Linked DNA regions of Homo sapiens: regions 1, 3 and 4 are each linked to region 2. The links are chromatin contacts, found by Hi-C or POLR2A ChIA-PET in ENCODE. All regions are on one chromosome and are shown on one strand. The core of a region is the stretch at or near the end of the contact, and the rest is flanking DNA. Distances in the headings are between cores, read along the strand shown.

Region 1 (3,218 bases), core at 126-2,625, 260 kb before region 2:
CATGTGGTTGGTACTACTGTTTTATTACCACTTTCTAGCTGAAGCTCACAGACTGCAGGAGACAAAGCTAGATGTGAACCCAGGCAATCTGACTTGAGAACCTAAATTCTCATTAAACCACCTGCATTCCAAAGGGGAAGAGCATTAAGGGCTGAATTAAGCCAATGGGCTGGGAAAGCAAACACTCAAAGAAGCCTGGGTCCATCTAGACAGTTCTACCAAGGCAAGAGCACATAAGACCTATCTTCAAACCTCTGGTATTCAAACTACCATCTGCAGGTATTGAGGACCTCTGAGAATAATAGCCAGGTAGATTACCTGACTCGATATGTATAGAGGATTTTAGCTCACTCTGACTCTTACTAGCTGGGGGACCCTAGGCAAGTCACTTGACTTCTCTAGCTCTTAGTTGTTTAATGTATCACTATGCCTGCCACAGTTCACTTGCTAGCAGATAGGCTTGGGTACATCCAGCTTTGGGATCTGAGACCCGGCCCCCTCCCCTGGTTACCATGCCGCTCAGCCTCTGAGCTCACGGGGATGCCATCTTTATCTAGTCGTTGCTTGAACAGGTTGTGTTCCACATCCAGCTGCTGTTCTCCGGCCACATCCATGGCATCAATACTCAGATCTGGAAGCAGGAAAATCAGGCTAAGGTACTGGGACCCTAGGGACAAGGGGATGTGGGTTTTGGAGGGGAAGGGGATACTGGGCCTGTCTTGGGGCAGAACGGGATGAGGAGAAGGAGGTTGTCCTGGGGTCCAGTCCAGAACCTAAGGGTGGAGGTGTGAATCTGGCAGCCCACATGAGAACCCTGGGTCTCTCCAGTCCCACCCATGGTGAGGTACTCACAGGCACAAGGCATGTGCGGAAAAAGTACATCGATGTTGATCTTCAGTTTATCTCCCCGCGACTTGTCCACGTAGAGCTCAGGATGCACCTGGGGCAGCGCTACCTCAGTAAGACTTAGCCCCAAACCTCTCCTTCCCCACTCCCACCCCTAAAGGTCCTACTCCTAGAATGCCAAGCCCCGCCCACGCACTAAGCCCCGCCCCTTACCTCCGTGGTGAGGTAATACTGCAGCTCGGACAGGAACAGTAGCAGCATGAGAAGGCCACTGACAATGGTCACTGCAGGACAAGGGGCGAGGGTCAGAATGGCCTCGAATCCGCTCCCTCAGACACCGGCAGGCCAGTCAGAGTCCAGGAGCCCGGGCTAAGCTCTAGGACGCCCCCCTCCACGCGACCCCGGCCCCGCTGCGGCCTACCGGTGGCGCCCCCGCAGGTCTTGACCCGGAAGTCCTCCAAAGTCTTGGGGTAGGCATCGAACTGCTTCAGCTTCCCCAGCGCCTCCATGGGGACCGGCCGGAAAGGGGACGCCAGCCGGCCCGCCCCTACAGACTCCCTCTTCCGGCCTGGAGCCACGCCCCCCTCTTTTTCCTCACGCAGGCGCAGCAAACCGCACGCTTGGCCCCACCTTTAGCCGCGTTCTCTTACAGGCGGCCCCGCCCAACGATGCTGCCACGCCCCCTTGCGCGGGCAATTGGGTCTGGAAGCTACTGCCCCGGCCTCCGCTGTCCGGGGCGGGATTTTGAGGACTGGGGTGCGAGGAGTTCTCTGCGGGGTTAGAAACGCTAATAGCACCGTTCGTGTGCCTTGTGCTCGGAACTGCACCAGGTGTTTAAGACTCTTGGAACATCTTGGAATATCCTGGAACAGTGGTTTTTCGAGTGTACCGGACCGGCCGCATCATTATCAACTGATTACCTATTAGAAATGCAAATAATTGATTCCCACCTACTGAAGCCGAAACGCTAGGAATGGCATCGGATGATTCTGATGTAAAGTAAGGGTGTCCGCCCTGAAAGCAGGTGTGACTTATCTCCGTTTTCCAAAGAGCAAACTGTGACCTGGAGAAGTTAAATAACTTGCCCAAGATCACAGCCAATTAATAGCAGGACCTGCTTCCAGCCCAGTTCTTCTGGACCTCAAAGTACTCTGGGAATCAGGGTCTTTTGGGTTGATTTTACCTAAACAGCGTCCCAGTGCTTCTCCTGAGCGCTGCTTTCTGAATATTACCCTAAATTGCTCTCCAGGCCCTGGGATCCTCACGGACACGCTCTATCCCTCCAGGTTTAGACTCAAGTGATATGGAGCTTAAGCTCTCCCTGACACTTCCCATTGCAGCCCAGTGTCTCTAGAGGGACAGCTCCCACAGTAATGCAGCTGCAATGAGTAAGATATAAAAGCTCATAGGCTTTCATACAGGAATTCCACTTTAGGAAGTAAAAGCACCATGTCAAGGTTAATAGAAAAATTTTGAAAAAGAAAAAATATGTAAGCAGCTATCCAAGGTTAACAGAAAAAAATTTTAATATAAGGATAAAAGTACCATGATCTGGGTGGTTGTTACACCTTAAGATATTGAATCTGTCTCTTAAAGATTTTAAGTGCACCACATCATAAAGATGTATGCATGAGATTGTTCAATGGCAAAAATCTGGAACCAGCCAGAATGCCCACTGATACATTAAATAAATTGAATAAATCACGATACACCCATTCTATGGAATATTAGGCCACTTTTCAAAAGAATGAGGTAGATTTACTCCTTTAGGTATACTAAGAATGTATTTTTAAGGGGGAAAAGATGCAAAGTAATGTGCATTCCATCATTCCATTTTTTAATTAAAAATTGGGCTGGGCACAATGGCTCACACCTGTAATCACAGCACTTTGGGAGACCGAGGAGGATCACATGAGGCCAGGAGTCTAAGACCAGCCTGGGCAACACAGCAAGACCCCACTCTACAAAAACTTTAAAAACTACATCTGTAACCCTAGCACTTCAGGAGGCCGAGCCAGGAAGCATCACTTGAGTTCAGGAGTTTGAGACCAGCCTGGTCAACATGGTGAAACCCCATCTCTACTAAAAATACAAAAATTAGCCAGGCGTGGTAGTGTGCTCCTGTAAACCCAGCTACTTGTGAGTCCGAGGCAGGAGAATCGCTTGAACCTGGGAGGCGGAGGTTGCAGTGAGCCGAGATCATGCCATTGCATTCCAGCCTGGGCGACAGAGTGAGATTCTGTCTCCAAAAATAAAAATAAAAATAAAAAAATTAGCCAGGTGTGGTGGCATGCGTCTATAGTCTCAGCTACCTGGGAGGCTGGGGTTGAGCCCAGGAGAGTTTGAAACTGCAGTTGTTACCAGGTTACCTG
Region 2 (3,096 bases), core at 177-2,676:
TTCTTCTGCTCAGGGTTGGGGGTTAACTTGCATTTTGAGAGTATGGGGAAAAGATGTCATCTAGAATGGGAGCCTACCAGTTTGTTCTGGTAGCTTCTCGAGTGTGAGAGCATATCTGTACACTGCTGAGCAGATAAGAGCCAGCATATTCAAAAAATATTTCTTGAGCATCTGCTAATCCTCATCTTTGTGGTTTTTCAGGGCTAGGATACTAGAGCAGTAGCTGCTTGAGCAGCTTGTCAGAGCTGGTCCCGGGATGAGGGCTGAGGCAGGCACCTCACTTGAGAGTGAGGTGGGCTCTGTGAAACAGCTACTGACCGTGCGCTTTCCTTTCTCTTCAGCCTCACCTGAGTCACCTTCCAAGTTGTTCCATGGGCTCCTGGCTCTGGACTGTGGCCAACCTTCTCCACATTCCGCCCAATCTGTACCGGATGCTGGCAGGGAGGTGGCAGAGAGCTCACTGGGACTGAGGGGCTGGGCACCCAACCCTTTTCCACCTGTGCTTATCGCCTGGATCTATCATTACTGCAAAAACCTGCTCTGTTGTGCTGGCTGGCAGGCCCTGTGGCTGCTGGCTGAGGGTTCTGCTGTCCTGTGCCACCCCATTAAAGTGCAGTTCCCTCCGGGCCATTCTGAATGTGATGTTTGGGGCCCTCAGCCTGTGTACAATCCCTGCACTCTCCAGTTGTTCCAGCATTCTGGGAAGATAGGGTGGGATGAACACAACACACACCCAACCCAGTTCACCACCTCCACACACGCCATTCCCTTCTCCTCTACCATCAGGATGTGAGGCTTCATCCTGGGGCAAGAAACACTCTCCACTACAGTTCTCCTTTTTTCTTTTTTCTTTTTGAGGCAGTGTCTCCCTCTGTCACCCAGGCTGGAGTGTTGTGACGCAAGGATGGCTCACTGTAGCCTTGACCTGTTGGGCTCAAGCGATCCTCTCGCCTCGTTTATTTTTTTGTAGAAACGAAGTCACTGTGTTGCCCAGGCTGGTTTATACTCCTGAACTCAAGCGACCCACCGCCTCGGCCTCCCAAAGTGTTGGGATTACAGGCGTGAGCCACGGCGCCCGGTCTAGTTCTCACAGTTTTCACCCGACTTCTGCGCCGGTCTTCTCTGGCCTTGAAAGGCAGAGAGTCCGTTCCGATTTTCCCCTGAGCTGGGCAAGTCCCCTGTGAGAGCTCTGGGGCATCTGGCTTCGGGGCATTCTTTGACTAAGGTGGATGGAGGTTGCAGGTCTTTTCCTGGGTGGGCGTGGGGCGGGGCAGCGGGTTCCCAGCGTCCTCCTGGCCTGGGCGTCTTGGAGGCTGTTGGGGTGCATTCCGTCCCCTTGCGCGGGGCGGGGCCTTGAGGCGCTGGGGCGGGATTGGCGGGGGACGGTCGCGGAGCCCCGCCCCGAAGCACAGGGTCGAGTCCCTTCTTTCCGCTCCAACGCACGGAGGGTGAGGTCGGTACGCGGTGGTGGCGTCACGGCGCCAGCTCCTCCCGACGCCGAGGTGGGTTCCGGGAGACCCGCGGGTCTGGCTGCGAGAGGTGAGGGCAGAGCCGGGGCGGGGCCCTAGCGGGGTGTCCCGGCGACCCAGACCTTAAAGGGCTTCTCTTCTTGCAGACCATGGGGGCTCAGCTAAGCGGCGGCCGCGGCGCCCCGGAGCCTGCGCAAACCCAGCCCCAGCCCCAGCCCCAGCCTGCGGCGCCGGAGGGCCCGGAACAGCCCCGGCATCCGCCCCAGCCCCAGCCCCAGCCCCAGCCCCAGCCCCAGCCCGAGCCCAGCCCGTGGGGGCCGCTGGACGACGTGCGCTTCCTCATCGCCTGCACTTCCTGGTACTGACGGCGTCCTCCGCAGGATGTCGCCCGTCTGTCCGCCGTCCCCTGTGGTTCTTGCCTGCCTTGTCTCCTCTCCCCACGTCCCTGCGTCTCTTACACCCCCTCCCACCCGAGGCTCCCCAGAGATAGCAGAGAATTCGAAGAGGTCGCCGGGGACTGGAAAGAAGTCCCGGCAGGGCCGCCTTCGCAGTCTACACCCCAGCCTGCTTCCCAGCCTACACCCAGACCCAGCTCAGACCTTCGTGACCACCCCATCCCTTTCTCCGGCTGGCTGGGTCGGGGGCATCCCTCTCTGTCGCTGGCTTCCAGAGGCAGGACAGGCCTCCTGGTAAGCCCGCAAAGTTGCTGACCTCCTGACTTCGTCTGCCTTTTATTAATATCTGTATTGCTGATAACCGTGCTCTTGACTATGTGTCCCAGGTCATGTCCCAGGTCATGGAGAAGCCCGTGCCACAGTGACCCTCCCCATACTCCTGGGGGGGCTGCTCTCCATCCTGGATCGTAAGGAGGCATCATCAGGCTGTGTTCCTGGAACCCCAATAACCCTGGGCCCCCAGGGCCAGCCTGTTGTAGAGGGAGGCTATCTGACCGCCGGTCTGGCAGAGGAGATGGGTGGGCAGCTCCCAGACACCCCAAAGGACCCGGTTCTCTTCCCAGAGCGTCCTAAGGTTACTCTTGGAACCTGATCTTTGTTCCCTCATCCCAGGGAAATGACACACTCTGTATTTCTGTTTTATTTAGAAATGATTTAAAAAACATTATACAAAGGCTGATCAGTTTAAAATGTGACTGACACTGAAATGCTGTGATGTCCCCCAGGCTGAGGGGAAGCTAGGCTCTGGGGCCCCCAGTGCTTTGCCCCTCTGTCTGCCCTGTCCTGGGGTGATGGACAAACAGATGACCACAGGCAGGAGAATCTGAGATTGGAAGCCTCTAGGCTGAGCCCTCTGGGCCTGGCCCCACATCCCTCACCTCTGCAGCCTGGGCTGCCTGCCTCCATCTCCTGTTCATTCTCAGCTGGCCTGCCAGGAGCCAATGGGGAGCCTGGCGGGAGGCGGGGGTGCCTAGAGCTTTCAAGAAGTGAGAGCACCAACCTGAGGAGTGGACAGGGACCAGGAAGTGGGGGAAGGGAGGCCAGGAAGAGGTGGATACAGGAGACACTTCTCATCTCATCTCAGACCCTAGAGGGGTCCACAGATGGGGACACAAGACCCAGCCAGCCCACTGGATGGCCCGGGCAAGTAACAACCTCTCTGTGCTTCATCT
Region 3 (3,394 bases), core at 198-2,697, 390 kb before region 2:
AAGTGCTGGGATTACAGGCGTAAGCCACCACGCCCAGCCAGAGAATAGCTTTTTCTATAATAAAATAATACTATAGTGAAGCCGTGGAGGGGTCACGATGGATTTAATTTTTTTTTTTTTTTTGAGACGGAATCTTGCTCTGTCGCCTAGGCTGGAGTGCTATGGCGTTATCTTGGCTCACTGTAACCGCCACCTCCCGGATTCAGGCGATTCTCCTGCCTCAGCCACCCTGGTAGCTGGGACCACAGGCGCCAGCCAGCACGCCCAGCTAATGTTTGTATTTTTAGTAGAGACGAGGTTTCGCCATGTTGGCCATGCTGGTCTTGAACCCCTGACCTCAGGTAATCCGCCCGCCTCGGCTTCCCAAAATGCTGGGATTACAGGCGTGAGCCACTGCGCCCTGCCCTAGATTAAAACTCTTTTTTTGTTTTTTTTTCTGAGACGAAGTTTCGCTTTTGTCATCCAGGGTGGAGTGCAATGGCGCCATCTGGGCTCACTGCAACCTCCACCTCCCGGGTTCAAGCGATTCTCCTGCCTCAGCCTCCCAAGTAGCTGGGACCACAAGCACCGCCACCACACCCAGCTAGTTTTTGTATTTTTAGTAGAGGCTGGGTTTTGCCTTGTTGGCCAGACCGGTCTCGAACTCCTGACCTCATGATCCGCCCTTCTCGGACTCCCAAAGTGCTGGGATTATAGGCGTGAGCCACCGCGCTCGGCCTGTATAAACTTTTTTTTTTTTTTTTTTTTTTTTTGAGATGGAGTCTTGCTCTTTCGCCCAGGCCGGAGTGCAGTGGCGCAATCTCGGCTCACTGCAAGCTCCGCCTCCCAGGTTCACGCTATTCTCCTGCCTCAGCCTCCCGAGTAGCTGGGACTACAGGTGCCCGCCACCACGCCCGGCTAATTTTTTGTATTTTTTAGAAGAGACGGGGTTTCACCGTGTTAGCCAGGATGGTCTCGATCTCCCGACCTCGTGATCCGCCCGCCTCGGCCTCCCAAAGTGCTGGGATTACAGGCGTGAGCCACCGCGCCCGGCCCCCGGCCTGTATAAACTCTTAAATGGGAAAAAAGAATCAGGTTTTGGCTGTTTTGTCAGGATATAATAACTAGCCACCACGTTGTGGTCCATTTAATCCTCAAAAAACTTAGAGGTAAGCACAATTCGCTCCTTCCGCGGAAACTGGAAGACGTGAAGCAATTTGCACAGTCTTGCAGTGAAGGGCCAAGCTAGACACTCATACCCAGCCCACCCGCCAGGGCCACTAGCCCAAGGTCGGTCCTGTGCGCCAACAGTCGCAAGCAGGGACTGAATATCCCCCTCTTAGCACAAAACCCAGTAACTTCCGGGAGATCGCCCGAGACCGTCAGCGCGCTTGCGCGGCCCCTTGACGTCAACCACGCCGTTCCTCCCCCTTCTGGAACGCGGAGCCGCTGAGCGGGCCGACGGCCATTTTGTGAAGCGGCGAAGGAGGTGGTGGCTGCGTTGGGCTCCGGGAAGCCGTTCGGGCTGGGGCTGTCGGCCGCGGGGCGGAGGCACTCGCGCGGGGGGTAATTCGGGGTCTGGGTTCTGGTGCCGCGCAGCTTTCCCCGGTAAGACTCCCGCAGCCCCTGAACGGGTGGGGCTGTGCGGGGCTCGTGGTGCCCCTTGGTGGCCCGGGGCGGGGCCTTCGGAGGCCTTCGAGCCCGCGGCAACTAGCGCCCCACACAAAGGGTCGAGGCAGGGCTGCAGGGGGAGTGGGATGCCACTTAGGCCTCTGAGATCTGAGAGGATGCAAGGAGGACGCAAGAGGATGAGCCTGCGTACCGAAGTGGGGACGAGGCCATAGCGAGGACTCCCCCGTGGTCTGAGAGGGGGCAGGCCAGAGCTGGCTGGCTCAGCGGCCTGCGAGCTAACGGGGACTGCAGTAAAAACACGCCTACATCCCGAGTACGGAGGATTTCTTGTCTCCCCCAGTGAAGCAGAGGTTATAACTACATCTCTGTGCCTGGAGGTGGGGAGATAATCGTAGTGAGGACACTCCTTCAACCCGAAATGGAAAGGAGGCCTTTGTGGCCTACCAGCAAAAGGGGACCCAGGTCACACCTGTGGGGAGGAAGCTGTAGTCGGTACACTCCTGTGAGTTCAGAAAGGAAGTGTCACAACCGGCCGCCTTCGTGGCCTGAAGGTGGAGGGGTTTGCAGTGAAATGCCTCCGAGGTCCATTGCTGGGGAGGGGCTTTACTCGAGGGTGTAGCAGTTTTGAGAAGCCGGCGTCTGAAGCTAGGAGGTGAGGGGGTGGGGTGAGTACGCCTCCTGAGGCTCTGAGAATTGTAGTAAGATGCCAGGCCTTTGGTCCCCCAGTAGGGAAGGGGCTGCTGTGAGCAGCACATTTACGGCTCCCTCGGGAGAGGATCCTGTGGCATTTCAGGAGGACGAGATCCAGTGGGCTGCGGAGGGTGGGTGCTTTTGATGGAGAGTTAATTGAGTTTCTCTGAAGCTTGGCTGCATTAGTTTGCAGCCACGTGAATTGGGTGGTGGGAGGGACTTTGAGGATCTACAGGTTAGTGACGGGGTTGGACGCCAGTGCAGCAGGCTTAGCTGCTAGGTTGTAAACGTACGGGCTTTTTGTGTGCCTCCAACGTGTGCTTTATAGTGACAAATCTGAGGGGCTCTTGTGAGGGTTACTCAGTATTAAGTGCTAAACATTTACTCATCTGCGTGGTGTCATGCTGAGAATTGCAGACTTTAAGAGATTTCTGGGCCCTAAAACCCTCCTTGGCTCCAGGATTCTCAGAGATAACCTAATATAAATTGAAGAAGTTGGTAGGGACCGTTTTATATTATTCAATAATAGAGTCAGTATAACCCACTGGAAAAAAGTGTGATGGCAACTGAAGGTTTGTTGAAGGGAGAGGCTAGGCTTGTGACTGCAGTATTTTAGAGCTTCTTGCTTGAATGGTTTGAAATGGTGTAATTTTTGCAAAATGCAGTCTTAGCAACAAGAATTGTCTGGGACCTTGTTAACTAGTGTATATTGTTAATGCATCTCAGAGCATTTGCAGTCGAGAAAAATCCCTCAAGTCTGGACACATAGGGAAATCTTGTTTTTTAAATTATAGAACTACAATACAAGACTGGTTGTACTTGTTTTTGAAATTTGGCAGTTTTGATAAGAATGGAGGATTTCTGGATTTAGTGGAAAGTGTGCAGACATTTTCAAAGAGTATAAAAAGTTGGGAAGAACTGTTACAGGTGGTTCAAATAACGTTATGGTAATTTATGAAGAAAGTGAAATGTTTGGCGTGTTTATACAAAACAATGAAGATGTGCTTAGTATATATTATTGGACAGATTTTTAATGAAACAGGGAATACATTTTTATATATGCTCGATTAAATGTGATTACTTTGCTTATGGA
Region 4 (3,231 bases), core at 585-3,084, 420 kb before region 2:
TTTGAAGTAGTTTTTCTCCTTTAAAATGGTGACCGTAGTAACAAGCACAGAGTTGTACTGAGTAATTAGTTGAATAGTATCTATGGAAAATACTAGACACTCCCAAGTTTTCCAATTTTGGATTAAGAGAGGCAGGCCTTGTGAAAGAGATACTAACCCTAGTCATTACGTTAGTCCATCTCTTTAGTGCAGAAGATCCTTGGCAAAGCTGGATAATAGGCTGAGAGAAGAATATTCCTTTAAGAGAGGGACACTGACTACTCAAAGACTTTCTTTTATTAGTACATGGGCTGGGATTGATGGGAAGGGACAGATGTAGTTGGCAACCATGGTTAGCATCGGATGCCCATCCCAATGGCCATGAATGTGCCAAAGGTGCCGCCACTCTGCATCATGGTTTTCCCAATGCCGCCCATCAGCTCTCGACCCCGCATTCCGATCCTGAGGAGGAAACCAAGATGGAGCTATTTGGTAACAAAAATATCAGAAAGAGTATTAACTGCTCCTTTCCAATTTTTTGCTAACACTAGTCTAGCAACCCCTACATCTGATTTTCCACTTACTGGATATTATATCTTACTACCTGGGGTGGGTAATGAGAAGGAAAAAGATCCATCTGGGTCTCCAGGGTATTTTTCTGGTGGATGTCGTATTAACTGCCTTCAGTTTGTGGGAGGCAGCAGATGCAGTGTAAAATACATAGAGAAACCAGCTTTTTTGACTGGTGTTGCCTGCAGTTTAAGACCCAATAAAGACATCTGTCTTTTAGTTTCTTGGTGTTAATGATTTTGGAGTAAGGTGGGGGTTCAAGAGTCAGCTCTACAATTTACACATAGTGTCAAGTGTAAAATGGGCATCTCAACATTATTTACAGGATTTTGAAAACTACAGTATTTAGCACAGTGCTTAACATAGAGTAAGTGCTCTGTAAATGATAATTTACAATCTAGGGATATGGCAATAACAGCCTCTAAATGTGAAAATGACCTTTAGAGTGTAAAGTTTAACTGCTTTATCTCTGTATCCTGTATCCAGAATAGTAAAACCGCTGAACGAGTTTCTTTCCTTATGCGCAATTGGAAAAAAAAATAAAAGCAACAGTAGTAACTAGTTACTGAGCACTTAATATGTGCCAGATGCTGTGCAAAGTGTGCTGATCGAATTTTTACAACTCTATAAGTTAGATGCTACTGTCTTCATTCTACACTTAAGGAAACCCAGTCTCCAACTTGCCTAAAGTCACCGAACCAGTAAGAAAAGGGCCAGAAAGCATTTTGACTCTAAAGCTCAAATTCTTAAGCACTGACGCTTCCAACCTGACTTTACAGATTGAAGGTGGTTTGGAATGAGTCTGGCTCGCGAGGGGACAGAGAGGGAAGTCGAAAGAAGGAGGCTGTGTTCAGGCTCCAGGCCGAATGGGGCAGGGCCGGAAGGTCTGGTTGTCCTGCCCAGAGATCACCGCCCGCGCCCCTCACCTGAGACAGGAAAAGGTGCCGAAGAGCGCCCCGGCCGCCATGCCCACGGCGCAACCCATCACGAAGCCCATTTTGACACGGTCGAAGCAGCTTGGCTGGGACTGTCCGTAGGGACCCACGGCCACCGGCATCTGCGGGGGATAGGAAAGTGTGGGCCCAGGCGCTGGCCCAAGAGTCGGGCGGGGACGGAAGCGGTAGGCTGGGAAGTGGGCCCAAGGGCTCAGGGGAAGTAAGGGAAGGAAAATCAGTGGGTAGCCCGACTCCACCACCCTCTTCGCGTTCCGGCCCCGCGTCGCCCGGCGCCTACCTCACCTCGCTCGCGGGCTGGGTCGCTCAGCTCTACGTCTCTCACGGAAAACGACGGGGAGGGCGCTCGCGGCCCGATGAATCGCTTCCGGAGCGCCGGGCAGCACTTCCGGGAGCCTGGGGCCCAGGACTGCAGCGGCTTCGGAAGGTGGGCTCTGCCAGCGGGACCATGCTGCTCCGAGCCGCTTGGAGGCGGGCGGCAGTGGCGGTGACAGCGGCTCCAGGGCCGAAGCCCGCGGCGCCCACTCGGGGGCTGCGCCTGCGCGGTACGCTCGGGTCCCGCTCTCCGGGAGGCGCGGACCTGTCCCCTCCGCGCGGCGACGCAACTGAATATTCCGGAGCCTTCCTGTCCACCCTGCTGCCCAGACCCTCTGACCCTTCTCTCAAATGACACATCCCTCAAACTTTCTTAGGCGGGTCCCCGAACGGTTGACCCCGGCGCACCACCCCTCGCACCCTGCGCGACAGGCCCCCAGAGCCGTGGAGGCGCGTCCTTCAGACCGCTCCTGGCCAAGTTACAGATGCTGCTCCGGGCTCCCGTGCAGACCGTTACCTTCGGTCAGAAGGGACTGCACCTACTCTGGCTCCACGTTCCTTCTAAACGTCTTTGCCCTTTAGAGCCTTCCTTCCTACGATACCATTTGAATATCAACTCAACACCCCCTCCAGGAACCCTCTCTCCCTCTCCCTTACCTCCTTTTACAGCGTGTCAGGTATCTGGTGTTGTTTTCTTTCCATTGAGATTCGACCCTAGCATCCCTTACACTTATCTCACCTCCAGCCAGATTTTTCCTTCTGCCCTTTGGATGCCATGCGTTCATAGTTGCCTTCGGTCTTACTTGGCTACTCCGTTCCATTTTTTATCAGTTGGAGACCGTGCTCCTCAGTCTGCGGTTCCCGCAGATACAGCCGCTGCCCCGGAGGTGGGGCCAGTGCTGCGACCTCTCTATATGGATGTGCAAGCTACAACTCCTCTGGTAAGGATGAAGCTTTTCCCAAGGCTGCTTATAGGAAGTAAATGATGGGCGTGATCACGCAAAGAAATGGCTGAATCCCTGGAGAAGTGAGAGCCGTGAAGGTGTGCTGGAAAAAGCACTGAGCGAGGAGTCGGGAGGCTTAAATTCGAGGCCACTGGCATTGGCTTTACTACTCACTAGCAATTGACCTTGGTCAGATCACTTCAGCGCAGGCTCTATAGTATTAGTTAAAAGCATGGGCTCTGGAATGAGCAGAACGGCCACTTAGTAACTGTGTGAACTTGGACAAGTATTAAACGGGTTAAAAGACTAATGCAAGTTTTCACCAATGTGTGACCAGGGGTGTTTGCCTAGGCCCTGTCCTGTCCCAGCCCCTTATAGATCACATTACCTGGCAGGAATGGAAACACCAGCAGAAACAGATGTCGGAACAAGGCAGTGTTTGTAGACTACCTGAGGGGAGGCAGAACAAT

What was found. Hi-C counts contacts between places; a loop is a spot of excess contacts on that map. ChIA-PET counts read pairs that join two places held with the same protein, here RNA polymerase II (POLR2A). Pooled maps may share reads with other maps.
Region 1: a map of B cell shows a loop between it and region 2 (10-fold over the local background). The contact joins the promoter of ERGIC3 here to the promoter of MMP24OS in region 2. A Hi-C loop is called at or near these places in 2 of 168 maps with a recorded cell type or tissue (B cell and naive thymus-derived CD4-positive, alpha-beta T cell), 4 of 37 single-sample maps with no recorded cell type and 10 of 50 pooled maps. POLR2A ChIA-PET finds 5 or more read pairs at or near these places in 4 of 52 experiments (BJ, Caco-2, HepG2 and 1 more).
Region 3: a loop to region 2 is called in a map of naive thymus-derived CD4-positive, alpha-beta T cell, with 7 times the contacts of the local background. The contact joins the promoter of CPNE1 here to the promoter of MMP24OS in region 2. A Hi-C loop is called at or near these places in 1 of 168 maps with a recorded cell type or tissue (naive thymus-derived CD4-positive, alpha-beta T cell) and 8 of 50 pooled maps. POLR2A ChIA-PET finds 5 or more read pairs at or near these places in 5 of 52 experiments (CD4-positive, alpha-beta T cell, Caco-2, MCF 10A and 2 more).
Region 4: a loop to region 2 is called in a pooled map, with 5 times the contacts of the local background. The contact joins the promoter of ROMO1 here to the promoter of MMP24OS in region 2. A Hi-C loop is called at or near these places in 5 of 50 pooled maps. POLR2A ChIA-PET finds 5 or more read pairs at or near these places in 3 of 52 experiments (PC-9, activated CD4-positive, alpha-beta T cell and activated T-cell).

The regions. Positions count from the first base shown.
Region 1 is chr20:35,540,235-35,543,452 of GRCh38, reverse strand. It overlaps ERGIC3 (ERGIC and golgi 3), which reads right to left and starts at 1,375. Exons shown (of 13, transcript NM_015966.3): 1 at 1,268-1,375; 2 at 1,060-1,130; 3 at 853-940; 4 at 512-631. The coding sequence starts at 1,355. RefSeq lists an enhancer at 1,614-1,703.
Region 2 is chr20:35,276,452-35,279,547 of GRCh38, reverse strand. MMP24OS (MMP24 opposite strand) reads left to right here and starts at 1,426. Exons shown (of 2, transcript NM_001355003.2): 1 at 1,426-1,539; 2 at 1,616-3,096. The coding sequence starts at 1,619. The coding sequence ends at 1,834. It overlaps MMP24-AS1-EDEM2 (MMP24-AS1-EDEM2 readthrough), which reads left to right and starts at 1,426. Exons shown (of 15, transcript NM_001355008.2): 1 at 1,426-1,502. MMP24 (matrix metallopeptidase 24) reads right to left here. Exons shown (of 9, transcript NM_006690.4): 9 at 2,550-3,096. It overlaps EIF6 (eukaryotic translation initiation factor 6), which reads left to right. Exons shown (of 7, transcript NM_002212.4): 7 at 342-630. The coding sequence ends at 351. RefSeq lists silencers at 1,247-1,466, 1,557-1,776 and enhancers at 1,907-2,076, 2,197-2,296, 2,883-3,096.
Region 3 is chr20:35,662,953-35,666,346 of GRCh38, reverse strand. CPNE1 (copine 1) reads left to right here and starts at 1,447. Exons shown (of 16, transcript NM_152925.3): 1 at 1,447-1,587. RBM12 (RNA binding motif protein 12) reads left to right here and starts at 1,447. Exons shown (of 3, transcript NM_006047.6): 1 at 1,447-1,587. RefSeq lists enhancers at 1,479-1,528, 1,110-1,614, 1,799-1,908, 2,229-2,278, 2,119-2,624 and 1 more and a silencer at 1,586-1,880.
Region 4 is chr20:35,698,008-35,701,238 of GRCh38, reverse strand. ROMO1 (reactive oxygen species modulator 1) reads right to left here and starts at 1,834. Exons shown (of 3, transcript NM_080748.3): 1 at 1,783-1,834; 2 at 1,476-1,606; 3 at 259-441. The coding sequence starts at 1,606. The coding sequence ends at 333. It overlaps NFS1 (NFS1 cysteine desulfurase), which reads left to right and starts at 1,887. Exons shown (of 13, transcript NM_021100.5): 1 at 1,887-2,047; 2 at 2,649-2,758. The coding sequence starts at 1,951. RefSeq lists enhancers at 1,210-1,429, 1,001-1,660, 1,661-2,320 and a silencer at 1,920-2,109.